Regions from separate parts of the Homo sapiens genome. Here all the other regions are linked to region 3. A link is a loop called in an ENCODE intact Hi-C map of the cell type or tissue named here. Cell type or tissue: endothelial cell of umbilical vein. All regions are shown on one strand. Links, peaks and the distances in the headings refer to the core of each region. The heading gives the core; the rest is flanking DNA. Region 1 overlaps RUNX1 (RUNX family transcription factor 1). Region 2 has its middle 77 kb from the start of MIR802. Region 3 has its middle 72 kb from the start of LINC01436. Region 4 has its middle 130 kb from the start of MIR802.

What was found. A loop is a pair of places that touch in the nucleus more often than their neighbours do. Peaks named below come from ENCODE experiments on the same cell type or tissue, not always from the same donor. Only the 100,000 strongest peaks of a DNase experiment are listed, where the experiment ranks them.
Region 1: a loop joins it to region 3, with 12 times the contacts of the local background. A loop is called at or near these places in 2 of 110 quality-filtered maps.
Region 2: it touches region 3 in a loop (7-fold over the local background); 2 of 110 quality-filtered maps call a loop at or near these places.
Region 4: it touches region 3 in a loop (4-fold over the local background); 23 of 110 quality-filtered maps call a loop at or near these places.

The regions. Positions count from the first base shown.
Region 1 is chr21:34,804,399-34,812,285 of GRCh38, forward strand. The region is part of intron 7 of RUNX1 (RUNX family transcription factor 1); the gene reads right to left. Among named protein-coding and RNA genes, the nearest start is that of RUNX1-AS1, 28 kb to the right of the region's middle. RefSeq lists enhancers at 2,872-4,071, 3,585-3,654, 3,933-4,443, 3,958-4,457, 4,271-4,339 and a cis regulatory region at 4,291. In endothelial cell of umbilical vein, for the core only: no CTCF peak of the experiment used is centred there; DNase peaks (open chromatin) are centred at 3,273 and 3,673; H3K27ac peaks cover 2,527 bases.
Region 2 is chr21:35,639,806-35,647,692 of GRCh38, forward strand. No RefSeq gene overlaps it. Among named protein-coding and RNA genes, the nearest start is that of MIR802, 77 kb to the right of the region's middle. In endothelial cell of umbilical vein, for the core only: no CTCF peak of the experiment used is centred there; a DNase peak (open chromatin) is centred at 3,566; H3K27ac peaks cover 857 bases.
Region 3 is chr21:35,929,453-35,937,339 of GRCh38, forward strand. No RefSeq gene overlaps it. Among named protein-coding and RNA genes, the nearest start is that of LINC01436, 72 kb to the right of the region's middle. In endothelial cell of umbilical vein, for the core only: a CTCF peak has its summit at 4,335; DNase peaks (open chromatin) are centred at 2,999 and 4,189; H3K27ac peaks cover 2,695 bases.
Region 4 is chr21:35,851,699-35,859,585 of GRCh38, forward strand. No RefSeq gene overlaps it. Among named protein-coding and RNA genes, the nearest start is that of MIR802, 130 kb to the left of the region's middle. In endothelial cell of umbilical vein, for the core only: no CTCF peak of the experiment used is centred there; a DNase peak (open chromatin) is centred at 3,963; H3K27ac peaks cover 407 bases.

The DNA.
Region 1 (7,887 bases), core at 1,097-6,096, 1.1 Mb before region 3:
AAAAACAAGGACGCTAGAGGAATTTGAAGTCTCTGGTACCTTCTGAAAACATTAAATACAGCCCAACTCTTGGGTACATGAGAATAATAACTCACGCTAAAGGCCTACTAAGTTCCTATTGCCTGATAAATCATGTTAAACTTTCAATAAAAAATTACAAGAAAGGCAAGAAAAAAACACAGTCTGAAGAGATAAAGCAAGCATCAGAACCAGACCCAGATGTGACACAGATTTTGGAATTACAAGACAGGGAATTTAACAATGATTAACATGTTAATGGCTCTAGTGGAAAAAGAAGACAAGGTGCAAGAAGAGATGGATGATGTAGGCAGGGAGATGGAAACTTTTTTTTTTTTTTTTTTGAGACAGTGTCTCGCTCTGTCGCCCACACTGGAGTGCAGTGGCGCAATCTTGGCTTACTGCAACCTCCGCCTCCTGGGTTCAAGTGATTCTCCTCCTCAGCCTCCCGAGTAGCTGGGATTACAGGCACCTGCCACCACGCCCAGCTATTTTTTCTTTTTTTTTGTAATTTTTGGTAGAGACAGGGTTTCACCATGTTGGCTAGGTTGGTCTCGAACTCCTGACCCCAGGTGATCCACCCACTTCGGCCTTCCAAAGTGCTGGGATTACAGGCATGAGCCACCGTGCCCAGCCTGAAACTCTTAACACTCAAAAGCAAATTCTAAAAACCAAAAGCACCCTAACAGAAATGAGGAATGGCTTACTTAGTAGACAGAACATGACAAAGCAAAGAACCAATGAACTTGAAGATACAGAAACTTACCAAACAAAAAGATAAAGAGGAAAAAGAAAGAACATCCAAGAACTGTGAGAAAGTTTCAAAAGATGTAATGTGTAATTGGAATACCAGATGGAGAAGAAAAAGAAAACAGTGGAAGAAATACTTGAAGTATTAATGGCTATGAATTTTCCAAAATTAATGACAGATACCAAACCACAGATCCAGAAAGCTCAGAGAACACCAAGCATAATAAATACCAAATCTACACCCAGGCATATCATATTTAAACTGCAAAAAACCAAAGAGAAGAGAAAATCTTGAAAGAAGCTAGAGAGGGGGAAAAGCCAACACCTTATCCATAGAGGAAAAAGGATAAGAATTACATTATCTTTCTCTTCAGAAACCATGCAAACACAAAGAAAGGAGAATACATGAAGTGTTGCAACAAAAAAGCTACCAAACTATTATTCTGCATTCAGCAAAATTATCCTTCAAATTCAAAGAAATAAGGATATTTTCTGACAAACAAAACTGGAATAATTCATTGCCAGCTGACCTGCCCTATGAGAAATGTCAAAAAGAACTGCATAAAAAAGGAAGAGCATTAGAAAAGTACTATATTAAGGTAAAATTAAGTTTTATTTTTCTTAACTGATCTGAAAGATAACTGTTTACAATAATAGTAACAAAGTATTGAGTGATTATAGCATGTGGATAAATGAAATAAAAGGCAGTAATGATATAAACAGGAAGGAAGAAGTGGTAGTTATTTGATGCTAGATGTAGATTAGTTATACATGTACTTTTCAAACTTTAGGGCAGTAACTAAAAACATTTTTAAAAAGAATGATTAATATGCTAACAGAGGAGATAAAATGGAATCATATAAAATGTTCAGTTAAACCTATAAAAGGTAGAAAAAGAGGTGTGGGGGGAAGAATCAGGTGCAACAAATATAAAAGTTATAAATATGATTGATACTACTGCAGTTATATTAATACTTAGGTTAAATATGAATACTCTAAATGCACCAATTTAAAGACAGAGATTGGCAGTGTGGATTAAAGACAAGACCCAACTACATATTGTCTACAAGGGACCTATTTTAAATAAAAATATTTATACAGATTACAAGTAAAGGGATGGAAAAAGGTACACCATGCTAACACTGATTGAAAGAAAGCCAGAGCAGCGATGTTAATTTTATACAAAGCTGACTTCAGAGGAAGGACAATTTTCAGGGATAAAGAAGGGAATTACATGATGATAATGTGGGTGAATTCTCTAAGAAGACAGCATCTTTAATATATGTCCACCTAAAAACTGAGTGTCAAAAAACATGAGGCAAAAACTGATAGAACTACACGGAGAAATAGGTAAATACGCTATTACAATTGGAGACTTCAACAACCCTCTTTCAGTAATTGATACATCAAGCAGGCAGAAAATTAAGACACAGTTGACCTAAACGGCACTACCAGTCAACTTGATCTAATTAACATTTATGGAATACTCTAACAACAGCAGAATACACATTCTTCAGCTCACATGGAAGATTCACCAAGATAAGCCATATTCTGGGCCACAAAACACACTTTAAGATCCTTAAAAGTATAGAAAGCATACAAAGTATTTTCTCAGACCACATGGATTTAAATTAAAAAGCCAATAATAGATAACTGGAAAATCTCCAAATATTTGGAGATTAAACAACATACTTCTACATTAGACATGAGTCAAATAAAAAGTCTCAAGAGAAATTAAAAAATGTTTTGAACTAAATGAAAATACAACTTATTACAATTTTTGGATGCAGATAGAACAGTACTTAGAGGGAAATTTATAGCATTGAATACATATATTAGAAAAGAAAGATCCAGAATCAGTCACTGAAGCTTCCACCTCAGGAGACTGGAGAAAATAGCAATACAGACCTCAAGCAAGCAGAAGAGAAGAAATAATAAAAATTAGACTAGGAACCAGTGAAATTAAGTACAGGAAAATAATAGACAAAATCAATAGAACAAAATATCTTGTTCTTTGAAAAGTTCAAAACATCCCTCTTTGTCCTCGTGCTCCCCACAGGCGCTGGGAGAAGATGGATAGAGACCCCTCCCGGCCCTCCTCTGACTGTCCACTCTAGGGTCTTTTAAACACCCACCCTCAGAAGCTGGGTTTCCAACAGCACCCCTTGAGCGGTGGCACCCTTCATCCTGGGCTTGGAGAAGGTTATAGTTAGAAAGCCCCTTCCTTGATTGTGTGGCTGACATCTTTAAAACGCCAGGTCTTTCAGTCATCTCTCAGAGCTATTTAAAAATAAAAGTCACATAGACCACAGGGTTCTACCATCTATTTTTGAAAAAGGCAAATCAGCTTGGTGAACATATAAACCCTAGGGGCAGCCCTGGTTATTTCCCTGGAGGAATTTTTTCCCTCCTTCATCCTGGAGGAAGGTAGGGACGTTCCCAGGGTTCCCTCCAGATTCACCTCAGTCATGGGGAGCTGGTGTAATGCCCTCTTGGAGACCTCAGAACACACAACAGGATGTGACTCAGGACTCAGAGATGTGAGTCAGTTTCCAGGGTGATGTGTTAGGGCGAGCCCCAGTGGTGGTTTGCATCTCACTGTCTGGGACCCCTGGGAAGAAAGGCCTAGGCTCCCCTTGCAGACAAAGGGGGTGACCCCAGATGCTTCCCAGCATCACATCTGTCAGAGGTGTGTGATGTCAGGGGCCTTTCAGAGTCCCTGGGGGTGGGTGACTCTGCTCTGAAAGGGACATTTCCCTGAAAGTTCCACTGTCTTTGAGAAGCAGTGTTTCCTCTGGCCTCTGCAGCAGGGAGCAAAGCTCCGGCACAGCACAAGTAAGAAGAGCAGTCACCTATTCCTACTACAGGTACCCCCAGGTAGCAGACACCGGCTCAGCACACTGTTGCTATATCATTGAAATCCCATGATAACATGAGTCAGTCAGCACCAGCTCTGGATCCTGGAAAAAAGGGAGGTTGTGAAACAGCTCCAGGATTTGCCAACCGTTCGTCTCTGGCCGGCTGCAGACATCTTGGTTAGTCATGTGTAGCTCAGATGCATTCGTTGTTCCAGCAATTACTTTGAAGAGAAGCAGACAGACCAAGCCGGGGCAGAACCCTGCCTGGGTATGCTGTTTTAAAGGCCTCAGGTTTTGAGGGATCCCATCCTCACTGCCGACCTGCCAGCCTGGGAGGTGGCAGGCTGCCTGCGGGAAGGAAGAAGGGAGCCCTGTGTCCGCCTCTCCACCACTCCCTGCTTCCGGGACCCGTATTCATCACCTCGCCGGGGAAGCTTTGTGGCTTTGTGGTCAGGGCCCTGTGAATCAAGAATGCTGGTTCCTCACATCAGGCCGCCCCCAACCCTGCTGGTTCACCCTGGAGTCCTTTTCTTTTCAAACCTCTGTTTCCTCACCTCTAAAAATGGGGGTAACCAGGCTCACTTGCCTCACAGGTGTGAGAGTTAATTAATGTTTGTGGGGCAGCTTTGAGATCCACAGATGAAAGGTGCTCTATAAACGCAAAATGCAATTCCTCATTAGCACTGTCAGACGGTTCCCAGGGGAAACAGTTCACCCTGCACCACGAGGCTGCTACCCTCAGCCAGATGAGTCTGAGACACGTCTGGGAAAGGGCTACGTATTTAGGCAGAGTGCTTTTGGAGGGAGGGTTCAAGGATAGGTCACTAGCTTCCAGAAAAGATGGGTGTTTTTAGAACATGTCTCATTCTCAGTTGGCATCGTGTCCCTGAGGCAGAGGGAGAGTGGCCTTCAGTGCACACAGCTGGAGGGACCATAGTTCAGAGGGAACAGAAGGCACCTTCTGGTTTCTGCTGCCTCCTCCCTTGCAGACAGATTCTTTCTCTGTACTTTGTTAAATAAACATTTGTTGCAGACATCTTTTCCATAAGGATCTTCTGCACTGTGCACTTTCTGCACCTCTGCCCCCCGTATACAACTTTCCAGGCCTGAAGGAGCTCTACAGACAGGTTGGGTACATTCCTGCAACACCAGCACATCATGGATGTTTAGATTCTTCTATGGCCACCCTATTTATTTCCTTCCACTCCTCCATGTCCTTCTTCTCCAGGAGGGTAAAGACAACTTTCTGCTCCCTTCTACTCCTCTGGCACCTTTGCCCCGCTTAGTTCCTTGAAAAACATGAGCCAGAAATATTGTGTTGAGGGCTGGGATATCTCAAGCAGCCTCCATCCTGAGACTGGACCCTTGGTGGAGAATGAGGATACTCACTCCAGTAAAACAAATCACTGACACCTCAAGTGGGAGCTGGGAAGCTTCAAGCAGAAGAGGCACAGCATCTCCCAGGACTGCACACAGCTAAAGAAACAGAATTTTCTGAAGAACACTCCATTGAGGTGGCACCTGATATCAAGAGGATTGTGCACGCTTGATAGTCTATGCTTGGAAGGCCTGGGTTGGGAGACTGTCATCTCCAACCTGCAGTCCAGGCTGGGCATGGAAGGCCGTGCTTTACAGCCAATCTCCACTGTGCTGATGAGGGGCCGGTGGGATTTCCTAGAGAGGCACCTGTGATATCTCTGGCTAAACAGATACAGTTAAGAGCTGTCGCTGGGGCAGATCATGTTAAGTAACATGGCTGAGATTTGCCAGGGTCCATGTAATGCCTTAGGGTGTCAGCACGCAAGAAAAAAAAAGAAGTGACTTTACGTCTGGGACTGCAGAGGCTACAAAATGATGAACCCCCTAACCTATGAGTTGTCGATATTGGAGAATACGATGCTTTTGAGCCCAGCTCAGATGGAGATCTGTTCCACACAGGTGTGTGTCATGCCAGTTTGCAGCCTGGGCTTCCTCTGGTGACTACCCCATCCATCTCTGCCACTGCCCCAGCTCTCTGTGCCCAAGTGCTGTCCCTGAGCCAGACCTCTGGTGGGAGAGGCCGAGGGGGCATGGAGCAGTGATCTCAAAAGCCTTCCTCTCTACACAAACCCAACCACGGGTTTCTCAGTGGGCATTCTCCTAGCTGCAGCCTTAGTTTTTACTTTGGCACTTTTTTGATGTTGTAAAATGTTAGAACTGTTTGAAAAATTCTAGAGTGGCTTGAAGCCCAGCAAGCAGTCTCTGTTGTCTTCTGCTTCCATATGACATGGGCCCTAAGGCAGGCTTATTGGATTTTATGCCAGGGATTCTGGTTTTAAGCAGCAAACTCTGAGGCATGGCATTCTAATAAAATCAGAAGAAAAACTCATATGAATGGGGGAAAAGGAGAATTCAAAACAATAAACATGAAATATGGCTTAACATAAAGATGCTTTTGTTTGTTCTGGCCCCAAACATTTTCAGGATTTGGGAACCTCATCCCAGAGCTGTCTCTCTAAAAGCCAAAAGGGCTTCAGTAAGGATACAATAAGGGCATAGTTCTGCAGTCTGAGAGGTAAGGACAGAGACCCTAGCTTGGCCCCTCACTCACAGTGTGCTGAAGCAAGTAACTTAATGCCTTGGAGACTCAGTTTCCCCCCATAAGGAGATGTTATTGCATCTGTCCCTTAGATTCCTGGGAGGGTGAAATGTGCCCCTCTGCCCGATATTGTCAATGCAGTAGCTGGCACCTTGAAGGCAGGAAACAGTCTTCTCTCCCCTGCCCTTCCAGGAAAGGATAACAGTGTCTGGAGAGTACTGTTGGCTTAGCTGGTTGTTGCTCCAGGTAACAGAAGAGGGAGAGGCTTGGTCTCACAAAGCCACCAGAAATGAGACCTTCCTTAGGCAGCCAGAGTTCCAAGGTGCACTATTCCAGCGGGGTAGCATGCACCGCTAGGATGCAACATAAGCCCTTCCTCCTGCAGAGCAGCAGCCTCCTCCTTCACAAGGAGCACCATAGCCACCCTGCAGAACACAGCTGCGTCAGGGCCTCACAGCAGTGTTGCACCGTGCCAGCCACAACACAGATTCTGAAAGCTGCATTTTACAAATCGAGGATTCACTGCTCTTTGTCTTGTGAAGTGTGACCCACAATGAATGGCAACCGTTCTTTCTTTAAGAGCTTCCATTCCATGCTCCCAATTTGAAGGATATCCTGACAAAGGGAAGTAGAATTCCCCAAGTGGAAGTGCCTCGTCCCCTTCAATAAACGCGAGTGAAATCAAAGGGCTGCTTCTGTGCTCTCTTCCTCTGTTTTTCTCATGCAGTCCTCCCATCTGACTACCTTGTCACAGCTCTTCTTTTCCTACCTGCATCCTCTTCACCTTGTTTTCCTTTCCCACACATCAGGCCAAGGCTTCTAGAATTCCTTGCAGCAAGAGCTGGAGGACAGAACCTCAGGGAACTGCCCTGTGGGAATGCTTCATGTCGTCTTCTACACGCCCTCTGACCTGGCCGCTGCACACAGGTCTTTCACTCTATGTGATTCCCTGGCTGCCCCTTCACCTCCAAGAGCTCTGAACGGCTTTACAACTAGGAAGTCTCTGAATGTGCAGAACAATGAGTTTCTCTTTCAGCAGGGCCTTGCCACCCCAGTTGTTTTTATTCCCCCCTCTGATATGCTAGAGATAATGATAGATCCAGGAAGTATATTTTCTTCACACTAGGAGGGGCCTTGCCCCACAACTGGAGACATGCCATTCCTGTCTTTACTGTCTGTTCTGATGGGAGCTCCTGAGAGATGGCAGGACAGGCAGCCTTCATTCCTAAACACAGTGTCCTGCAGACCCACCCGCTCCAGCTTATTTTTCACAGACATATTTCTGGAGGAGTAGTGTTTATTATACCTCTGAAACTCAAGGCTTCTCCATGCACAGAAATAGCCTCCAAGAAACAGCCCTCTATACCCCCGAGAAATGCCCCCAAGAAACCTCCATGCCCCTGAGAAATAGCTCTCTTGCACCTCTCTATTTTTTGAAATTTCTTAAATATTTGCCACCAAGCAACAGAGTGAATAAGAGGCTAAAATGTTCCCTCATTTGGTGACAAGTTCCTATGCAAGTTTTGAATTATTTGGAATAATTGGATTTCTTTGGCTTGTGAGCCAAGGGGAATCACTATCACTTTCTTCTATGGTATCAGAAAACTCCCTCTTTCTTCTAAGTTCCCCTGCTGCAGTCTTCTCCCCCACCTTCATGTGAGAGCTACACAAGGGGAATTTGTT
Region 2 (7,887 bases), core at 960-5,959, 290 kb before region 3:
GTAAATATCAACATCACATTAAACATCCAGATTTTATTCAAGTCATCCTCATAATATAAGAGACTGATATCACTATTAATCAATGCTCAAAAACTAATATGCCCTAACCCCTTTGAAAATTTGAGTTGTTTCATCTACAGCCATACCACTCTGAACACACCCCATCTCATCTGAAAATTTGAGTTGTTTTGATATATTTTGTGGTATTTGATTTTTTTGTGGTATTACTATTTTGCATAAATGTTAATGAAAAATATCATTTTAACAATTGTAAAAACATTGCAGTGATGCTTTCAAGAGTTCTTCCTATTGACTTAGAAATACTCATTCAATTTCCCAAAATAAAGTAAAATTTAAAATCTAAGTAGAAAGGAACCACCACATCAGAGTCTGAGTTAACACAAACTTGCTCTGGCATAATTGAAAAATCACTATGCTAAACTTTGTAAAGAATACACCACCATTCCCCCACCCCCCATGAAGTACACCCTAGAGTGTTTGAAGATTATATTATGAGTGGCCCAAATGCCTGTGTTTGGCATTTGTTAAACAATCCTAGAGGAGCTGCCATCCTTGGGGTTCTGTGGGTTCATCCATGGCTGACACCTCTCATCCTGAATCCCTTGGGTCTCACAGGCCCTGGAACAATCTATATTCTCCCGGTTGAAGATGACAGCATGTCAGTGTACTTAAAATTCAATTTCATTCTTCCTAATCTATGCACCATTATGCAGGTCTTTGAAATAGTCTCCAAAGAAGGTAAGTCTATATTGATTCCATTCCCTTACATAGCAACTGGTGTGTAGCAACCCATAGTATAATATGAGGGGGAGAAAATATTGATTCTGGGAAACTTAATATTATTAAAAGACAGTTGTATTAAATCTCTTTCCTGGATTTAGCTGAGCACTTTTTTTTTCATTTTTCCATTTTCAAAAAAATCAATGAAGCTAATACTCTTGTTAGTTTTAGAGTTTCTACGACAGCAGTTTCATGTCACCATAGAACCTACGGGAGGTTTGTAGGCTCAGCACTCAAGGCTTGGAGTCCTCTGCTGACTGATGAGCATAACATTTCTCTCTTCAGTTATTCCGGCCACTCAGAGCGGGCAAGTAGTATTTAAATTTTATTTTCCATGGTATCTGTTTTCCTTGGTGTGTAAAAGTCTCAAGATATGGCTTAGCCTTAGTTATAAACGCCTAAGTGCATGTGATGAAGCTCATTACACACATGCAATTTTCAGTTTGAGAGAAGTCTAAAGAAATAAAATCAACGTGGGGTGGGGGGAGGTTTTTTTGATGGAAAACACCTGCCAGTTGAAAATCCCAGAATCTGCTATTTAAGATTGTAAGTCACATTTTCTTTTTTGAGGACCATCCAAACTTGAGGTATTTTTTTCTTTCTTTCTTTTTTTTTTAACAAAAAAAGGAACAGCTGCTTCTGATTTGTGACAAGATTAAAGCATTTTGGAATCTCTCTCCAGATATCTAATTTCTGATAGAATGTCTGTTGTGTCATTATCAAATATAACAAGACTGTAACATGGCTCCAGAGTCAATGAACCAAACACTGGAATCTTCTTCTAATTATATAATATAAAACTACTTATAATTCTGATGCCATGAATTTGGAATTCATGATTAAGATGGGTTAGGCTTTTGCTAAGCAAGTGTTTTCTTCATAGATACTGCAAACCATATTTTAAAAATAAGATGGCAAGAATAATGCTGAAAATATGTGAAAAACAAACTATTTCCAAATCCCTGAAAGAATCTAGAAGCCACAATTAGCATGAAAATATTTGTGGTGCTTTTAATGGTTATTTTATATCTCTGTCTCTGGCTTCTCTGGAGAGTGGTGCTCTCAGCTGCCAGGAGAACAACTAAGACCACCTGGATATTCCAGACCCCATAAATGCATATGCTCCAGACTGGATTTGATTTTTGTACTCCTGCTAATTGTTCCTGCTGTTTTCCCATTTTCCCATCTTCACTGCCATCTACAAGAGAAATTCAAAAAGCGACCAAAGATCGTTGGCTTGGTGGACACAGCTTAGGAAATTTCAGTCTAATTTGCCTCCTCTCCCCTAGAATCCAGCATGCTGCCTCCTCCTTGCTCGCCTGGACCATGGCAACGGCCTCCTGAAGGGCTTCCAACCAGTATCTCTTCCCCAACCTCTGCAATCAGAGGGAGCCTCCAGAAAAAAAAAAAAAGGTGTCAAATGATATGGAAAACCACCATGGGCTTGACACCGCCTGTTGGATAAAACAGTCATCAGCACTGAGTACCCCAGCGAGGCTTTACATGGAGAGATGAGGAAGAAGAGCCCAGGCAGGCAGCAAAGAAGAAATACCTACGTCATACTTGGGTCATGGTAAGAAGACCAAATTGGCTCGAAAAGGGATTTTTTATAAGTGATGGTTATAGAAGATAACTTCAAAGAGGTGAAGGGGGTCCAGATCAGTGAAGACTTGAAAGGCTCAGCCTGAGACTTTCTGACTTTATCCCTCATGCCATGGGGAGCCATAGAATGTTCATAAGCAGAAGAGGCAGATAAAAGCACAGTCCAGTTGGAATCACCAATCACTCCCCCAATAGCACACACACCATTGAATGTCATTAGGCTACTAATTATTTTTCCTAGTGACCACCCCCATTGTCTTTCACTAAGAAAAAACAATTTATTGACAAGTAATTCTTTAGGTGCTTCCCTTTCACACACTTTCAATTTTTAAGTAACACTTTATACTGGCCTAACAAACATAAATGACATTCTAGAGATTTACAATATATTAGTATAATATTAGTGTACGATTTAACGTGTTGGCTCTTTCTCCAGAGATGGAAAAAAAGCATAATACATCATCAGATTAAATATTAACATATTAATGAAAAGACTTCATTTCTCTGAACCAAAGAAAACGAAAACAATGATGAAGAATGCATTAATGAGGGTTTTAAGCATAAATGACAGAAATTTTAATGCCACTTCCAAATATGCTAACTTACTTAAAATTAGAATAAAATGTATCAATACTTACAGATTATCAGAGTCACCTTCTATCCTGACCAGTATGTCACAAGCCCCTAAGCTGACCAGTTGTCACTTCCAAGATATCTCTAAAGCAGCTCAAATTTACCATGGCCAAAGCTGAATGCATTATTATCTTCCCCAAATCTTCTCAGTCTCCGTTAAGGGAGTAAGTGTCCACCTGTTCCCCTAAGCTAGAAATGTCATAATCCTCCCTGTCTCCTTTTTCTCTCCCTAAACCCCTGCATTGGTTCCCTAATACTCATCACTTTTATCTCCAAAATGTCTGTCTGAATCAGGCTCACTCAGCATTCTCACCATCAATGCCTTACCATCAATCAACCTCCCAAAAGATTTCAGTTGCCTCCTAAACAGTCTCTTACCAATACTCCAACAGCCAGCTGGTCTCTTCTAATCTGAACATTCCTGGAATCCCCTTTCCCCCTCCTCCACCGGACAAACCTCTCTTACCCTTCCAGCCTGAACTCCAATGTCACTTCCCTTGCATTCTCATCATCTACCACTTCCTTCCCAAAAGAATGAACAGTTTCCTCCTCTACATTCCCTCTCCTATGTGTTCTTTCTTGATTACAACACTCATCCCATTTCTACTATGACTCAATGCTTAAGAATCTGTGTCCTTGGCTGGGCTTGGTGGTTCACACCTGTAATCCTAGCACTTTAAGAGGCCAAGGCGGGCGGATCACAAGGTCAGGAGTTCGAGAACAGCCTGGCCAACATGGTGAAATCCCATCTCTACTAAAAATACAAAAATTAGCCGGGCATGGTGCCGGGCACCTATAATCACAGCTACTCGGGAGGCTGAAGCAGGAGAGTTGCTTGAACTCAGGAGGTGGAGGTTGTGGTGAGCCGAGATCGCACCACTGCACTCCAGCCTGGGTGACAGAGCAAGACTCCATCTTGAAAACAAAAAACAAAAAACAAAAACAAAAAAAAAACAATCTGTGTCCTCTGATACATTTGTGCATTTATTGGGGTTCAGGACCGTGTGTTATTCTTCTTCGAGTTTCTAGCGAGTGGGGGTTCATGCCACCCTCACCACACTCTCCTTTGAGTAAAGTGATGCATCTCATCCAAAATGTCATCATTTGCAATTTAAGCTTTTAAAATTTTCATAGCTGCACATCTTGCCTCATGTAAATTACCTTTGCCCAACCTTCTTTTGTAGGTGTTTCTATTTGGTCTTCTTAAGAATGGACCACTTACATGCAGAATTTGGTACAAGATTTTACCCCTGGCTGGATGCCTAAATGACATACAGAGGAAAGGGCGGATAGGGTAAAAGATCTATATGTACTTCGGCATGTACCTCGATAGCCCACAACCCAACCCTGGCATTGGCTTCTAGAGAAAACAGCTATGCAGAGAGAACCACCTGTGCTCCCAAAGTAGAGACTAGAATGTTCTATGATTGATAATCATCCGTGGGCAAAAGCAACAGCATGGCCTCTGAAGCGATCACTCCTCATGCCAAGTAAACGGCTTTCTCAGCCCACACCTGCCCTGAACTAGTCAATTACCAACGTTGAGAAAGCAGGAAATGAATGGCTCATGATTTTAAGCATCAATAATTTAAATAAAAAACTCATAAAGAGTCATCCTTCTTCCTGGAGTGTAAATGAATGTGATTCTAAGTGTATGGTAAAGACACAATAATTGCCAGCAAATTAACTCCCAATGAAGATGCAGAGGGATATCTGTCTCCTTTGACTCTTGGACAATTTCCTTCCAAAGGGATTTTATTGTCCCACATTAGGAGTGAGAACTCAACTCAGTACAGGCCGTGCTTCTGTGTTGAAGAATGATCACCAGGCAGTCACATAGGAGCAGCTTCAGCCAGCGACACTGGTATCCCCACTTGGGGCTGACAAGGTTATGTACTCTGCAACCAGTGTTCTGCAAATCCAGTCATGAGTTGGTCCAGAGTTGTTTTTAGATAAAGAGAAGGCAGTTCTTCTCTCACCCAGATCCTCTCTGGCACACTGACCTTTGAGAATAAGAAGTGTACATGTTTTAATTCTATGCTCAGCAATGTACTGTTGTATTTAGTCAGAGGCTGCATAAGAATAATTTTCTAGAACTCAAACTGGTGTCAGATCTCTGTTAAATTGCAGGTGGCTTCCCCACCCTTTTTGCCTTCATCATCTCTCTCTAGTTTGAGAGTCTTCTCTACCCTGAAATTTTCACCAGTCTGTTTAACACAAAGTAACTTTGTGAGACAACCTTGTTAAAACTAAGGTATTGGAGGTCCTATGTGTTATCTCCTCCACTGGAGGAGATCGCTTAAAAATCATTTGGAAGTTTCTTTTGCTGTGCAGAAGCTCTTTAGTTTAATTAGATCCCATCTGTCAATTTTGGCTTTTGTTGCCATTGCTCTTGGTGTTTTAGTCATGAAGTCTTTGCTGATGCCTATGTCCTGAATGGTATTGCCTAGGTTTTCTTCCAGGGTTTTTATGGTTTTAGGTCTTACATGTAAGTCTTTAATCCATCTTGAATTAATTTTTGTATAAGGTGTAAGGAAGGGGTGCAGTTTCAGTTTTCTGCATATGGCTAGCTAGTTTTCCCAACATCACTTATTAAATAGGGAATCCTTTCCCCGTTGCTTGTTTTTGTCAGGTTTGTTAAAGATCAGATGGTTGTAGATATGTGGCGTTATGTCTGAGGCTTCTGTCCTTTTCCATCAGTCTATCTCTCTGTTTTGGTACCAGTACCATGATGTTTTGGTTACTGCAGCCTTGTAGAATAGTTTGAAGTCAAGTAGCGTGATGCCTCCAGCTTTGTTCTTTTTGCTTAGGATTGTCTTCGCTATATAGGCTCTTTTTTGATTCCATTAGGGAGTTGAACGATGAGAACACATGGACACAGGGAGGGGAACATCACACACCAGGGCCTGTCAGTGGGTGGGGGGCTAGGGGAGAGATAGCATTAGGAGAAATACCTAATGTAGGTGACAGGTTGATGGGTGCAGCAAACCACCATGGCACGTGTATACCTATGTAACAAACCTGCACGTTCTGCACATGTATCCCAGAACCTAAAGTATAATTTTAAAAATCATCTGGAAAGGATTTGGTATGTACATACCACAATTTGTCTATCCATCCATAAACTGGTGGACATGAAGGACTGACCCATGGGACAACGTAAATGAGCCTTGAAACCATGACATTAAGTGAAAGGAGCCAGACACAAAAGACGATGTGCTGTATGATTCCATTTATATGAAATGCCCAGAAAAGGCTAATCCACAGAGATAGATGCAGATTGGTTGCTACCAGGGCTTAGAGAAAGGGGAAATGAGAAGTGACTGCTCAGTGACTATGGGATTTCCTTTTGGGGTGATGAAAATGTTTTGGAACTACAAAGGATGATGGTTTCACAACATTGTGATTGTACTTAATGCCACTGACTTATTCACTTTAAATGCTTGACTTTAGGTTATTCAAATTTCACTTCAATTTTAAAAGGTGAGGGAAGTGGGGGAATCTATACTTGACCAAGTATGAGTCTCTGATGGTGAAATTTCAGAAGTAGTGGGAATAGAAAAGAAGTTTCCTATTAAGATGCTTTCACAGGGTCTCTAAATCGCAGGTATGCCTGCCTCCGATGTTTCACCTTTGTTGGGGCCCTTCTGGAAAGCCCAGTTAGTGCAAAGAAACCAAGCCAGGTTGGCCTCAGCCTTTCATTGGATGTATCCACCTTGTGTGAAGAAAAATAAAAAGATTATATAATAAGCAACTAATGCTAACCAGTATTATTATTATTGTCAATATTCTATGCTGACCTTCTACTTTCTGTGGCCTAAAATTAGATTGTGTATTGTTTATGAAACTTTCACTTGGGAATGTTTTTTAGGTTACGTGGGTTTTCTGCTGCTGTGGCAGCAGCAGGACCAAGCCAAGGCAAAAGGCCCAGTGTTACTCACAGTTGGCTTTATGATTTCACCCAAGGACAGGGACCAAGGCACGCAGCTGAAAAAGCAACATTGGTTTCTGGTCTCTGATGACACATGTGTTTCTTCTTCCTTTCTCATGCTCCCAGCAAAACAGAGTCCTACCCAGTGCCTTCCCCAAGGAGACCCTGGTTGTTGAGACTCTAGACTACAGCATCTAGAAGTCTGAGACTTGAAACCCATCTCACTCAATTCCTGTTGGGTCTCTGATATGAACATCAGCCCTTCTCAGGGCAGGAATTTGACATTGCGAAAGGGAAAAATAAAGAAATGAGCTTTGGGCATGTACAGTTTTTCTGTCCTGCTTTTTTTAAATTTGAGAAGAAGTATGTTCAACATTGTCTTTCTACAATAAAACCAGAAACATGGCATATCTCTCAGGGTCCAGTCAGGAGGCAGCCATCACTCCAGCTATTTTAACAAGGAAAATGTAACACAAATAACTGTTAACTATTAAAGGTGGTTAACTACTGATATAGTCTGTCTGGGTCCCCACCCAAATCCCATCTCGAATTATAGCTCCCATAATCTCCACAAGTCATAGGAGGAACCCAGTGAGAGGTAACTGAATCATGGGGTGGGTTTTTCTTGTGCTGTTCTTGTGATAGTGAATAAGTCTCATGAGATCTGATGGTTTTATAAATGGCAGTTCCCCTGCACAAGCTCTCTTGCCTGCCACCACGTAAGATGCACCTTTTCTTCTCCTTTACCTTCCGCCATGATTGTAAGGCCTCCCCAGCCATATGGAATTGTAAGTCCATTAAGCCTCTTTTTCTTTACAAATTACCCAGTCTTAGGAATTTCTTTTTCTTTTTTTTTCCTGTTTTCTTTTTTTTTTTTGTGATGGAGTCTTGCTCTGTTGCCCAGGCTGGAGTGCAGTGGC
Region 3 (7,887 bases), core at 1,762-6,761:
CACACCTGTAATCCCAGCTACTCGGGAGGCTGAGGCAGGAGAATCGCTTGAACCCGGGAGGTGGAGATCACAGTGAGCCAAGACCACACTACTGAGTGAGACTCTGTCTCAAAAAATAAAAAATAAATTAAAAAGATGATATGGTAATGCTAAGGTCATTTCATTCAGTCTCTAAATTCATGGCAGATGGGCATGGTGGTGTACGCCTGTAGTCCCAGCTACCCAGGAGGCTGAGGTGGGAGGATCCCTTAAGCCTGAGAGGTAGAGGTTGCAGTGAGCCATGATTGCACCACTGCACTCAAGCCTGGGCAACAGAATGAGGCTGTGTCTTAAAAAATACATAAATAAACAAATTAATGCCAGAATTAGGAAGGAAAATTTAATTACATAAATTCTCTAAGACTCTATAAAACAGCCAGATGAGTGGTCCAATCCCCTTTCCAAATAGCTTTGGTTTCAATTTTATGTTTGTTGGCTTGGGGTCCGTCCATCTGGGTCATGTATTGGGCCAGTGTGGGATCTCAGGCATTGTTACTGGGTTCGCACGGCTGTTCCCTAACCTAACATGGCAGCATTAGATGCCAGCACTTTGATCCATGCACACACACAGGATATAGACATAAGAGCTTCCCAAACCAACTGGAAAGAGTCCCAGTGGGAATACTCCACGACATATTCATCAAAGTCAAATGCAGAGCAAATTGACCTGGCTCATTAATTATGAAAATTCTCTCACAAAGTGACATGTTGCTAACTATGTGGAAGCTTAGCACATTTTCACGTGGTTCTTTTTGTCTACTTGGATCCAAAATGTCACATTTAGTAATGCGTTGAGGTTTTCTTTTCCTTACTTAGGAAGAAAAAGCTATTTTATGCCGAACCCACATCTAAATATATATACTCGTGTGTTTACATATGCCCACTATGTGGATAGAGGTAGCCTGTTGGTAAGAAGGAAGTTTGCTATGCCAGAATTTGTTTTACAAAGATATATAGAAGGAATTTGAAAAATAAATGTTGATTATTTTAAAACCCTTGAATCTATGTTGAGCGCCTGTCCCCCCTGGACTAACTGGGCAAATTCAGACATCATATGAAAACCTGGCCTTATTTCTCTACATATGTTGGCTAAAGCAGTGAAAAGAACATGGGCCTCTCTCCACCATCACTGAAAGGAATTTCAGTTCCTTAGGTCTTTCATTTCCTCTCTCAAAATGTAGGAATGAGAACTTTCAGAAGCTCACAAAAGTTACCCTTCTATATTCAGGCCTTTTATCTAAACTGAGATGGTCATTATGTACTGCTTGACTTTTAAAAGCTCCTAAATGTGGCCAGGCACAGTGGCTCAAGCCTGTAATCCCAACACTTTGGGAGGCTGAGGTGGGTGGATCACCTGAGGTCGGGAGTTCGAGACCAGCCTGACCAACAATGGAGAAACCCTGTCTCTACTAAAAATACAAAATTAGCCAGGCGTGGTGGGCCATGCCTGTAATCCCAGCTACTCGGGAAGGCTGAGGCAGGAGAATCGCTTGAACTCGGGAGGCAGAGGTTGCAGTGAGCCAAGATCACGCCATTGCACTCCAGCCTGGGCAACAAGAGTGAAACTCCATCTCAAAAAAAAAAAGCTCCTAAATGTGCCTACTGAATCTTATGACAATGCCTGATCATTGAAAATCCTTTCTGGATCAGTTAGGTTATTAGTTTGGCTATCATTAAAAAAGGTCAAAGTAACAGTAACTTAAATTGATAATAGTTTATTTATTTTAAATATGGTCTAATCATAAATATTCAAAGTGTTATAACACTCCATAGTATCAGAGTTCCCGCTCTTCCTGTCCTGCTGTTCTGCCATCCAAAACACATAGCACGTGCATACCTGTGCATACCTAAGCCTGTGCATAGAGGCCCCACAGCAACTCTGCACATAGCCCTCAAGGTCACATCCCACGGGCCATGTGGCAGTTCTTGCTGCAAGGGAAGCTGGGAAACATAACCTTTGTTCTGGGCTGCATTGGACTCAACTTTACTAAAGGAAAGGGATGGCTGAGACCAGCCATGTCTGCCACAGCCTTCTTTTCATTAAGGTGCAGCGTTTCCCTAAGTATTGGCACAGAGAAGGCACAAAATAGATATGTGTTCAATGAACAAATAAACAAATGAATAAATAAAATTCTTCAGGGAATGCTTATCTGAAAACAGACATGAAAACAGTTTGCTAGGATATTCACGGTTGGTTGTTTTCATCAATTTCTCAGAGGAGAAATTTAGTTTTTATTAGATCATTAAATCAATTTAAACAGACATATATTTGTATATCAGCATCAGGAAGAGCAATGTAAATGTCCTACGGGTGACATCATCATATTCTTCCCCAGCATTTCTCAAACCTATCTAGCCATGGAACCCTTTGTCAGAGAACATTTACTAATGATTTACAAGACATTCATGAAAAATACTCTCCTGCCTAAAATCTTAGCAGAAAAATAGAATTCAGCCATTTATCCACTTAGGATAGGACCATAAAGAAGTCAATATACATGTAAATAAACTACATTTTTTTAAAGCAACAAGAGAGAAGTCTTTTCAGCACATACTATTAACAGTCCCATAGTATCTTCCAATGGCTGTGAATAACTAGTAGGTTGACCTGCCACCTTACATAATGTCTTCATCTCCCCAGTAATTTCCCAATAATCCTGGAGTACTGGAAATGGAAGACACCTTAAAATGGTATCAAAGCCATTCGTCGGCCTTCAGATCCTAATGTCACTAAACTAACTGAGAGAAACCAACATCAGAGCAAAACCTCATGACATGAGCTCATTCCTACACAGGGTCTGGAAAACATCACTTCCACTTTAAGTACACACTAAAAAAGGATGATGATTCAGACAGACAATCTTAGCTGCACTGCGCGGGTGGACAAGGGGATTGTAACCAGCCATCCAGGAAATCTGGCATCTGTCCAGAAAACAAGTCTAAATTTTGAAAGGTCTCTGCCTAACACATTCAGTTTATGTCCACAGGTCTCTGAGGAAGTGCACTTATAAAGAGGAGATGACTACGTTAGAAATTATGACTGAGGCAGCTTTTGCGCTGTAACTCTTGCTTAAAAGGGAAGTACGCCAGTTCCCCTTTGAAACAGTTTCTAAGCAGCAGGTGGCTACCACCAGGAAGCCAGGCACACGATGCAGCAGTATTGATATCTGGCTGTGTTGTACAGATCTTCCCTTTATCCATTCGAAGGATGTGAAAGCGAGGGCAGAGGGTAGAATTTTTAGCTGGTAATGGTCTCTTTTAATCAAAGAACTCAATAAATTACAAAGAGACTGAGTCACTTGTCCTGTCTCAAAGAAATGTCATAAGAATAGCTCAGGGCAGTAAAGGAAGTTTAATTAACGCAGCCGGGTGTGGTAGTTCACACCTGTAATCCCAGCGCTTTGAGAGGCCAAGGCAGGCGGATCACCTAAGGTCAGGAGTTCGAGACCAGCCTGGCCAACATGGCAAAACCCCATCTCTACTTAAAAAAAAAAAAAATTAGCTGGACATGGTGGCACATGCCTGTAATCCCAGCTACTGGGGAGGCTGAAGCAGGAGAATCGCTTGAACCTGGGAGGTGGAGATTGCAGTGAGCCAAGATCATGCCACTGCACTCCAGCCTGGGTGACAGGGTGAGACTCCACCTCAAAAAAAAAAAAAAAAAAGAGCTCAGAATTGGAGAACATTTATAAGTAGCTTGGTTTAGGGGAGGACAAATGAGGAGAAAGCCGATCTAAAATAGGTTGGGACAATCTATTAGCCAACTATCTACACTCTCCCACCATAGTTTTCATTATTGCATTAATGAAAGCTGAGTCTCCAGAAATTAAAAAAGACTGTTTCTCAACCTATCTAAGCTGCAATCCGTTTTAATGAAGCTAAGTATAGAGACAGAGGGAACCTAGATAATAATAGAAATAACTGTGCTAATGTTTAAAAGAAGAAAAGAATGAGGTTAAGGTTAATTGCAGTAAATAATAATGAAAAATGTGTGTTATTCAATATAGTCACTAAAAGGATGAAAATATTTTCAAATATGACTCATTCCAGTTGAAACAGGAAGGGAAGTAAAAGCATCAACATCTGACAAGACATTAAACTCCCTAAGTCAGAGCAGCGCTGCCCCTGTGGGGAAGAAACTATCCTCCTCCCAATGGCACAGAACCAACTCACTCAAGCCAGGCGCCTCTGGAGAAAGTCACTGAATCACATATGTGTGTGCACACACACACACGACAATAGCCAGCCAGAGAGTGAGAAAGAAAGAGGGTATACTGACCCCTAAAGGACCAAGGCAGACTGTAGACATCTTTCAAGAAGGAAAGGAATGAAGAAAAAAAAAGGCAATAGATAATTTAGCTCAAAATCATGTTGGGAGAGGGTTGACCAGTTCTTGGACCCAGGGATCTTGAGAGAAAGAGTAGATGAGCCCAAATGTCCTCAGTAGGCACTTGAGGTAAGGAGCCAAGAGCTGACTTAGAAGGAGAAGGAAGGAGGACCCACAGGAATAATAAAGCAAGAAGGAGAGCACTTAAATACACCACATGTCTTCAAATTCGCAGGCCCTAGGGATTTGTAACTTGTTACAAAGTTATTTCTGAAGGCTAGAAAAATGTACAGAAAACATATGCTGCTTCAAAAGTGGGAGTGGAGAGAGTGGGAGAAAGGGATGACCTGCTTCTGTGAATAAATGTTCCTATTGTAATTCCTTAACTGGCAAAGTACTTTTGTGTAAATGATACTTTGTAAACCCATAGGCAGAAACCTAGCTGAGAAATAATCAGCACAAATAGGCAGAGTACAAATGCGTATTTATGCAACTTTCTCGGTTTTTTATTTCTTAAAAAAAAGCACTAAACTTCACATTTACAGAAGAATGAAAGGCGTGTCATTTGTTTTAATTTTTTAAGATGTTGATTTAATCTAATCAAGATTTTGGTGCAAGTGGAATCAACTACCTTAGGAAGGCAGATAGAATTAGAGTCTTGATGTGCAACTCAAATCTAGATGTTTCCTCCTGACTTTCCCCCAGCTCAGCCTCCTCATCCAACTGCCATTGGACCCTCCACCTTCCCAGACTGAACTCAGTACTTCCCCTTCCTTCACTCTATCTCCTCTTCCATTTTCATCTCTCCTTCTCCTCTCAACCCTCTTGCACTCTTTCCTAGACCTCAGTTAATGAAGTCGGCATCCATCCAACCTCCAACGCAAGCAATATTTTGAAAAACCCCTGCTTGAAATAAATGTCACTTCCTTCACTTATAGAATAAAATCCAAACTCTCCCAGCATCATAGAGAAAAGTTCTTCACATATAAGTGCCCATCTACCTTTCAAACCTGTCTCCGCTCCTTACCCTATGCTCCCAACACACCCAATTATCCTCCAAGCCCCCAAATCCAATCACATTCCCTTCATCTGGGGTGCCCTCCAGGTCTTTGCCCGGGGAAATGCTATCCACTCCAAGACTCAGCTGAAACACCACCTCTCTGTGAAGACATCCCTAACTCCCCAGGCATAGTCTGTACATCTCTCTTTTATCCCTCTATCGCCTTGGGTTAATATAATAGTGTTTCCCCTGTTTCTGGTAATTGATCTGTTTTTAAGACTCTCTTCCTGAGTGGAAAGCAAGAAGATATTGCCTTCATCTTTGCATGTGAGCACTAAGCACCTTGGTCACCTTACCTAAAGGGAACACGCTTCCTGCTATGTTTTTCTCCCTAGCGCTACCATATACTTGCTTGTTTACTTGTTTATTACCTGTCTCCCTCCACTGGACTATGAACTACATGAAAGCAGGTATTTTTGTCTATTCTGCTCTCCTCTGTAGCATCAATGCCCTGAATAATGCCTGGCACATGATAGGCACTTAATACATATTTGCATGAACGTGGATCCAAAATGACTTAGAACAGTGTCTAACACATTCAACATACAAGTACCTCCTACTCCCTAGAATTTTTCTCAGTATTCCTCCAATTCTCCCTCCACCTCCTCTGCATTCCTACCATGACTACATGAGGTTCCACAATACTTGGCATTTCATCCATTAATGTATTTTAATCTTGTCTTTCTAAGGAGATTATAAAAATCCCAAGGACAGGTGCCACGTCTTTTAAGAAAGTCAATGTTAAGTATAACTCATGCTAGGCACTTCCATGCTTATTGGATCACTTAAGTTTTTTTCCCAAACATCCTGCAAAATTATTTTAGTATTCCAGGTTGACAAATAAACTAACAGAGGTGCAGATCTACCTAAATTCACATGGCCTTTAAGTAGCTATTCAAATCGGTTTTGACTCTAACTTTTATGTTCTTTCCAGTACTTCACACCGCATCTGTTAATTTAGCTCTGGCTGGGTGCAGTGGCTCACGCCTGTAATCCCAGCACTCTGGGAGGACAAGGTGGGTGGATCACTTGAGGTCAAGAGTTTGAGACCAGCCTGGCCAACATGGTGAAACCCTGTCTCTACTAAAGATACATAAATTACCTGGGTGTGGTAGTGGGGGCCTGTAATCCCAGCTACTCGGAAGGCTGAGGCAGGAGAATTGCTTGAACCTGGGAGGCATAGGTTGCAGTGAGCCAAGGTCACACCACTGCACTCCGGCCTGGACAACGTGAGTGAAACTCTCAAGGAAAAAAAAAAAAAAAAAAGCTCTGTTAGGGATTGAATTGTGTCCCTGCAAAATTTATATGTTGAAGCCCTAACCCACAATATGACTGTTAGATAAGGCCTTTAAGGAGATAATGTTAACCTTTTAACAAGGTTACATGAAGTCATAGGGTGGGCCCCTGATCCAATAGGACTAATGTCTTTGCAAGAAGAGAAAGAGACACCAGGAATGTGTGTGTACAAAGAAAAGGCAGCCACCTGAGAGCCACAGGGAGAGGCCCCAGAAGAAACCAGCCCTGTCAACACTGTGATTTTGGACTTCTAAACTCCAGAACTGTGAAAAAATAAATGTCTGTCGTTTAACCACCCAGTCTGTGATATTCTGTTAGGACAACCCTAGAAGACTAATGCAAGCCCATTGTTAAATTTTTCCAAAGCTATAGAAAAGCCAAAAGGAGAAAAACAATCACCCACAAACTCATCATCCAAAAGCAATCACTATTAACATTTATTCTATGATCTGGTCTTCTTTAACTTTGCATATTTTTAAATAATTGTAATTAGACTGGAAATACAAATTGGTTACACCAGCTTTTCAATTAATATTCTTAAGTTTGTGTACCATTTTAAAATTAATATTATAATGATATGACAATTACTATTTATCCATAAGGAGAAACTTTTTCACGTATTTTTCAAAATGTTTTCCCTTGTGAAAAGAAGAAAAAAACTTTTCCCTTGTGAATTGTCTATTCTTTGCCTACTCACTATTTCCTTGCACATTATATAAAGAATATTCTTTTTTATCCATTTTTTGGAATGATTTTCTATGCTGTTTCTCAATTATCTCACCCAGTAAGTACCTACCATTGTGCTGAATACAAAATTAGTGTGACCCAATATTGATGATCAATCATTAAAAATCATTCACCCAACCGAATGATCAAGGTTAACATCAGCGGTATGAAGTCATGTTGACATCACATGCACCTGCCATGAGGCAATGAAAAGGGCACTTCATCTTCATGGTATTCTTCCCAGAAACCCAAAACCCTGGTCTAATCACAAGAAAACATCAGACACATGCAAATGGGGAACATTCTACAAAATGTCTAACCAGTCCTCTTGAGAAATGTCAAGGTCGTAAAAAACAACAAAAGACTGAGAATCTGTCACAGATTGGAGAAGACTAAGGGGCTGTAATGACTAAATGCAGCATCGTATCCTGGATTAGAT
Region 4 (7,887 bases), core at 1,066-6,065, 78 kb before region 3:
GTGAGCCACCACGCCTGGCCAAGATTACCTTTTTAGATTGCTAATCTGGCCATCTTTGATTAGAAGTGAGGTCAATACATAAAATGTTCCAATCAAATTCTGCAACATAATTTTTCAGTGTTCTTAAGGAAACCCTACCCATGAGCAAAATGGCATTAAGGACAATTGGTCATTCTTTTTTATTTATTTTGGGAGGAGGGGGAGAAATGAGGGGCCTTCATTGTTCCCACTTCAAGACCAGCCCACTGGTTACAAAGCAGGAGAAAGGCAGGGGCGCTCCCAGGAACCCAGGGCCATTGTTATGGGCTGAATTGCTCCCTACCGCCACCAAATCCACTGCTGAAATCCTAACCCCCAGGACCTCAGAATGTGAGCTTATTTGGAAACAGGGTTGTTGCCGATGTAATAAGTTAAGAGGAGGTCATACCGACACAGGTGAGCCCCTAACCCAACATGACTGGACTTCTTGTATAAAAGAATGCTATGTGAAAAGACAAACGCATAGACAGAGAGAAGGTGATGTAAAGACACAGGGAAGAGGTGGCCATCTGCAAACCAGGGGGTGCCTTCTTGAGACCACCAGCTTCTAGGAGAGAGGCCTGGAACAGACTCCCCCTCATGACCCATAGAAGGAACCCACCCTACTGGCACCTTGATCTTGGACTTCCAGCCCCAGAACCATGAGACAATAAATGCCTGTTGTTTAAGCCACTCAGTCTTTGGAACGTTGTCCCAGCATCCCCAGGAAACTAAGGTAGCCACATATGACTTTCATGGGCCCCTGGCACTTTTGTCTTTGTGGGCCCCATTCTCCGTAAAAAATATCCAGAATGGCTCCACAACTGTGTTGGTATAGAGGCAAATAAAATCTGGGCTGGAGCATGTTCATTTTTTCTTCTGATTTTAGAAGAAATGAAAACATTTTCATGGGTCTCTAAAAGTCCCACAGGACCTTGGCTCTGTGCCTTTCACACCTCATGGAGAAGTCCACCCTGTAGAAAGAATCACTGAGGTCCCCAGATTGGGTCGGGCACCTCCCCGGCCTTTCTCTATTTTGGCACCACACGCAAATTACCTGTTATTGTGTCTAACAGCTCCCTCTCCCCACCTCTGGCTCACACTCCAGCAAAAAGACATGTCTCATTTATCTTTGCAGCCCTGGCACACCTTAAATGCTCAATAAATAGCTGCTGCACCAACTTGAACTGAACAGATAGAGACCTAAGTTACTCAAGGTCATTAGTGAAACATGAAGCAAGAAAAGAGCAAAAGAAGGAGGTTTTGGCAAGAATGGAGCTTTAATAGCTGGAGCCTCAGCTCCTGGTAGCAGAGTGAGGATCTGGGAGCTCGGCCCAGGAAAGTTTCTGAAACTGCAGTAAAACGAGTGTTTTATAACCACCTATTCTGTTCCATTTTTTTTCTCTCTCTGTCTTCATCTTTAAATTTTGTTTTTCACAGTCCAGAGCTTTGTGGGGTTTATTAATACTTACATCAGTTATACTTTGCCTTTCTTCAAATCAGAGTTTCTCAAATTCTGACTTTTCCACTGAGATTTTCTGACAGTAGATTTGGCCTTTCTAGACCCAACCTCACTTACGGTTCATGACAAGTTTATAACTCGTTCTCATCTTGGGACAATTTCTACTTTTCCTGCTGACCATGCTTCATCTTTGCCATATCTCAGCATGAAAAAAGTTATTTTCTCCACCAGAAACTCACATGAGTGAACAGGAAACCCTTGGTTAGCCCTTCTGCCACCACACAAAATTTTTAAAAAGAAATAAACAGTCATTCTTCTGGACACTGGGGAGAGATAAACACAAAAACATACAGTATGATTGGGAAGATAAGACGTCTACGTTTCTAATCATGTGTCATAATCATGTGTCATAAACTTTCAGAAGAACGTTCCACAAAAAGCACTCAATGGGAGACTAATAGTGTCACACAAGTGGAAGATTCTAAGGACATAAATTTGGGAGGTGCAGGATTAAAAAGGCAAAGACAGTTTCTATAATGCAGAACTTCTCAGATCCTTGAAAGTGCTAACATGCTAGATGAATCTCCATGAGGCAGATCAAATAGCGGGCACTTCCTAGATTGACTTGACCACGGAATCCTCCTACGGGGGAGTGGGGTACGGAGAGAGGTGTGTGGGGAGAGGAATACATGTTCCAAAAATAATCTGGAAAACACTAGACTAGCAATAGATCTGTCAAGTTTCAAAGATGAACACCCTATTTTCACAAGAACTTTCTGGCATAAGGACCATTCACTGTGACTATTCGCATGAGGAATATTCACTGTGGGCTGAAGCCCTTGGAGAGGGTGTCTTAATAGTAGTGTGATTCGTATTCAGGCTCAAAACACAGCCAGATGGGCCTTCCTTAGTGAGAGAGGAGTGTGAGGAGGATGTATTGGCTGGGAAAATCACTTCAGCAAGGGAAAAAATTTACAAGCTGTGTTTGAAGAGCACCAGAAGACTGGTGTGGAAGGGTTACCATTGATGAAACCAGAAAGAGGAGGAGACATGGGTGGGAAGGAGTGTTCGAACCTGACCATGAGTGAGAGTCTCACCCTGTGGGATGCATGGGAAACAAGGACTCAACCTCAAGGGAAAGCACACCCCATGGGTGCTGGAAAAGCATCACCAAATTAGGCTCCAAAGGATAAAAATGCTGCTTCCTGTCTGCTTGGCGGGAGGGAAGGCGGTGCCCAGTGAGCAGGGGTGTGGACCTGGCATCTGGTAGAGCACCACAGCATAGGGGCAAGAGCCCCAGGCGCATCAGGAAAGTCACGTTCCACACCCAGTGCTCCCGTGACTTCCAATAAGCAATTTAACCTCCCAGGGACTCAATGCCCTCACCTGTAAAATAAAAGGAAATGACACCCTAAGGTTTTCCCACTCTAACACCCTGTCGGTCCATGATGATGAGAACTTCCCATCTATCCAGCGCCAGGCAGAGGTACAGGTAATGGGCATTTTGAGGCCAGACACCACATTCCATTCTCTCACTGTCAGCTTCACACAGACGGTGCCGGGCCCACAAACCATCTCTCACACAGATGGGGAAGGCAGCCGTCCCCATCTGGGCAGCTGTGCAGCCAAATACAGCTGCCTGTACAAGGGTGGGGGTCTCCTTGGCACCCAAGAGGCACAAATTCTGAAAAAACTAAGGGACAGTATACTGGGGAGCCAGAGGAATTTCATGGGGTGTCCTCTCCGCTTTTGAAATCAGGCAAGATCATGGCCATGCTGTCTTGAATCTTAAACAACAGAATCAATCAGGTTTATGTTTCCTTAGCTACTTCCCGAACTACAGAGAATCAATTAACAGTTCCTGAATCTGTAAAATTAAGAAATTAGTGATAGCTTCATAGAGTTTCAGAGTGAATTGAACGGCATAGGTGATACAAAACACGAAACTCCATGCCCAGCCCAGAGTGACAAGTCAATCAACATTCTGGGCTTTGAGGTCTATACCTGTTGTGCTCAAACCTAATCATTTCCCAGGGTGCATCGCTGATATGCTGTGCCCTCTGTCTCCCACCACCTGCCTTGCATCTAATGCTGCTCCCTGCGTCTCAGTGGGACTTGGCTGCAGCCACTCAGGGTTCCTTTATTCCAGTGCCAAAATGGACATCAAGAGGACTAAGAAAATGTAGTCCCATTTGGGCATCTTAAACTCTTAAACTTACAGCTGACACTATAATTTTAGCTGAAATATTGGAAAATTTTTGTTTCCCATTATCAGCATGATTCTTACTTACTAAGATGAAATATGGTTTCCTTTGGTTAAAAAAAAATACCCAATATGTTTTAAAAGATGAAGTAATGCTTAGTAACTTTGGTTGTTTTTTAAAACCCCTTCCTATTAACTGCTCAAGGGACAGGTTGTAATGTTGATCCACGCCACAGTGTATTTGCTTCACTTCCTGCTTCTGGCTGACCCTTTAACAGGAAAATTAATAGGGAACATGAGTCAATTAATCAGAATGCATAGTTATTTTTATGAACTCTACTGCCAGTGCATTAATTCATGACATGTGTTTCAAAAATTGGAAGAATGGCAAAAATATAGGTATAGATTGCTTATGATATATGATTCCAAAAGTCAGAAACCGTGAGTCATTCATCCATTCATTCATTCATTCATTCAGGAAGTGTTCATTAAGTACCTACTAAGAGCCAGTCACCATTCCAAGCATTGGAGGTAATCGATGAATCAAGTCAAAGAGGCACAACAGGCATGAAACAAACCCTTACACATTGATTTATGATGGAGATGTGGAAAGGGTGGGATGGCACACAAACTAGGGGCCACACCAGAGGTCTGGCCAAGGTTTAAGAGGCACCGAGTTGCAGCCAGAAGGCTGATTAGGGACTCCCTTGATGGACAGATGGGGAGAGAGGACATAGTGACAGAAAGGCACTCAAGGTAGTAGAAATTTCCTATGAAAATGCTCTATGGCTCCAGGGAGCAGCGCGACTGAAAATAGTCAGAATATAAGGTCCACAGGCAGGGGGAAAATGAGCAGGAGTTAGATGGAGGAACAGCCAGAACTCAGAAGACTTGAGTGCCACACAAAGGAGGTGGGCTTCATCCTCAGGCAGTGCAGAATTTCTGAAGGGGCACTGTGGTCACACGTCTAAAATGTCACCCTGGAGACAGTGAGGTTGATGGGAAGGGCAAGCCTGGTGGGAAGGAGACTCACTTGGAAGCTGCTATCAAGGTTCAAGAGAGGAACAATGAGGGTCTGGGGTGAGACAGTGGCACCAGAGAGAAAAAGCAGAGTGCATTTCAGGGGTATTTGGTAGCACGCCTCAGCAGGGTTTGTTCATGGATAGAGGTGGGGTGAGAAGAAAGGCCTGGGGTGGTCACTGGAGGAAAGGCAGCTCCATCACAGGACATTATGTTAAGTGAAATAAGCCAGACACAGAAAGACAAACATCACATGTTCTCACTTATTTGCGGGAGCTAAAAAGTAAAACACCTGAACTCATGGAGATGGGGAGTAGAAGGAAGGCTAGGAAGGGTAGTGGGGAGGTCGAGGGGAAGTGGGGATAGTTAATGGGTACAAAAAATAATGAGAACAAATGAGTAACACCTAGTATTTGCAAGCCACAATGGGGTAAATACAGTAAAAAAAAAAAATTGTACATTTTAAAATAACTAAAAGAGTATAATTGGATGATTTGTACCCTGATGTGATTATTACACATTGCATGCCTGTATCAAAATATCTCATGTAGTCCATAAATATAGGCCACAAAAATAAAAAAATTAATTTTTAAAAAATAAATAAGAAAAAAGAGGCAAATCCACCAACTCAAGTATAGGAGGGAGGACGAGAACCAGTGCTGGGGAAAGATCATGTGCTCCATTCAGCCATGTGGATTTGAGGGGTCCGTGTGCCACTCAAAAGGCAGGTGCTTGACAAGCTGCTGTGTATGTGGGTCTGAAGCTCAAGAAGTAAGTCTGGGCTGGTGAAAGACATTTGGAAATCATCACTGCTATCACCATGGAAAACAAGAGAGGTCATGCAACTGATTACCCAGGAGGGGCCAGTGGAAAAAGAGGAGTCCAGGAAAGAGATAAGGAGCAGCCCAAGAATGATGCAGGGAGACAGATGATGATAAAGAGAAAGAGCTTTGCACATGGAAAGCACCAGAGTACAGCATTTACAGAATGTGAAGCTTACATTGCTAAATGAAGCAAGAAGAGAGGCAGGATGATCCCTGAAGCGTCAGTGCTTGCAAATTTCAACTCTGATGAGCTCAACATATGGCACTGAGCATCCACCATGAACGAGGAGATGCCAGCTCATCTAAGGCACCAGGCACAGTGGCTCATGCCCATAATCCCAGCACTTTGGGAGGCTGAGGTGGGAAGATCGCTTGAGGCCAGGAGTTTGAGACCAGGCTGGGTAACATGGCAAGACCCTGTGTCTGCAAAAAATTTAAAAATTATCCAGGTGTGATGGCATGCACCTGTAAGTGCTACTCAGAAGTCTAAAGTGGGAGGGTCCTTTGAGCCCAGGAGTTCGAGGCTACAGTGACCTCTGTTGATGCCACTGCACTCAGCCTAGGCAACAGAGTGAGACCCATCTCAAAAGAAAAAAAGAGACAGAAGAAACCCAACGGCTCTCACACTTGAATATGTGTCAGAAATACCTGAGGGGTTTATTTAAGTACAGATTCGTGGGCCCACCTCAGAGATTTCAATACAATGGGAGACCCCAGGCACCTGCACACTTCACAAGCACCCAAGGGGTTCTCTGAGGACAGTTAGGAAATCCACTCTTAGAAATACTGTGAAAGTGCTGCCCTTATGTCAAAACTAGGGACTTTTCTTAAAAGTATTTCTCAGAAGTCCCTAGTATCAGCTTCTCTTCCACTCAGAAAAATCCAGGAGACTTCAGGATTGATTTCATCTTCCAAGTGACTTCAACCTTGTAGCCTTCAGTGTCCTCAAAATGGAATCAGCAGTTCTCATTGTTAGAAGAACAACCTGGGTGTTTAAGAAAACATATCTGCAATTTTCTGCTTCCACCCTGCCTCCTGAATCAGGCTCCCAGAGACGAAGCCCAGCAATCCAGAAATTTCTGAGGTCTTCCCAGTAGATTCTATGTTTCAGCCAGGTTTGGAAACAACTGAACAGATCATCTCTAATCCAATGTCAACCCCTAAGAGTCCCTGTATTCAATAAGCACCTGCAAGAGGAATTGTGTTTGGACTGCCAAAATAAGGCCCTAATAAACCTCCCTGTCAAAAAGGAAGTTTAAGATTCCTTGATGTCAGCAGAGCCTGCAAGAGAAACTTTAGTCCAACTGTGAGTTTTCAGAGTAAATATTATTACAATGATGTAGAATTTTAGCTGGCCTGATTAATTATGCAGTGGCAGCACTTCAATGGGTTGTGGGCCTAATATAAGCACTCCATTCTGTCATTGTTACTATCAAGTTCAACAGCCTCCTCAAATCAGTCAGTGAGGATTTAGCATTGTTGTTACAACAACAAGAGGAACCCAGGGAAGAATGAGTGCTTTCGTCAGCTCTAAAATAGCAAACTTCAGTAAGCATATGTTTAAGTCAGTGCCAAACAACAGATTATCTGGCTAATAAGGATTATTAAGGGAAGTGAGATGCCTAATACGGAGCATAAATGGGACTATCGTTTTAAAAGTCCCATTTCATCAGAGGTAAAGGTGACAGATGGTTGCAGATGTGCAGGCTGCGTCCCCTGCCCTTTTCTTCTCTCCTGCTGTGCTGATCTCTACCCAGTGCTAGTAATGGCCTGTGTCCTCAGATCAGGCCTTGCTGAAAAAGAAGGGGAATGCAGAGGCAGGGGACACATGGCAGATGTTACTTCCTCTTATGATAATCCCAGGGAGGCTACATGGTAGCACGCATCAGCAGGGTTTGCTCACGGATACAGGTGGAGTGAGAAGAAAGGCCTGGGGTGGTCACTGGAGGAAAGGCAGCTCCTTCGGAGGACATCATGTTAAGTGAAATAAGCCAGGCACAGAAAGATAAATATCCCATGTTCTCACTCATTTGTGGGAACTAAACATTGATTGAATTCATGAAGATGGAGAGTAGAAGGATGGTTACCAGAGGCTGGGAAGGGCAATATGGAGGTCGGGGGGAAGTGGGGATGGTTAATGGATACAAAAAGGAGTTAGAACAAATGAGTAAGACCTAGTATTTGCAAGCACAATAGGGTGAATAGTCACAAATAACTTAATTGTACATTTTTAAATAGCTAAAAGTATAATTGGATTATTTGTAACACAAAGATAAATCCTTGAGGGAGTGGATATCCCATTTACCCTGATGTGATTATTACACATTGCATGCCTGTATCAGAACAGCTCATGTAACCCA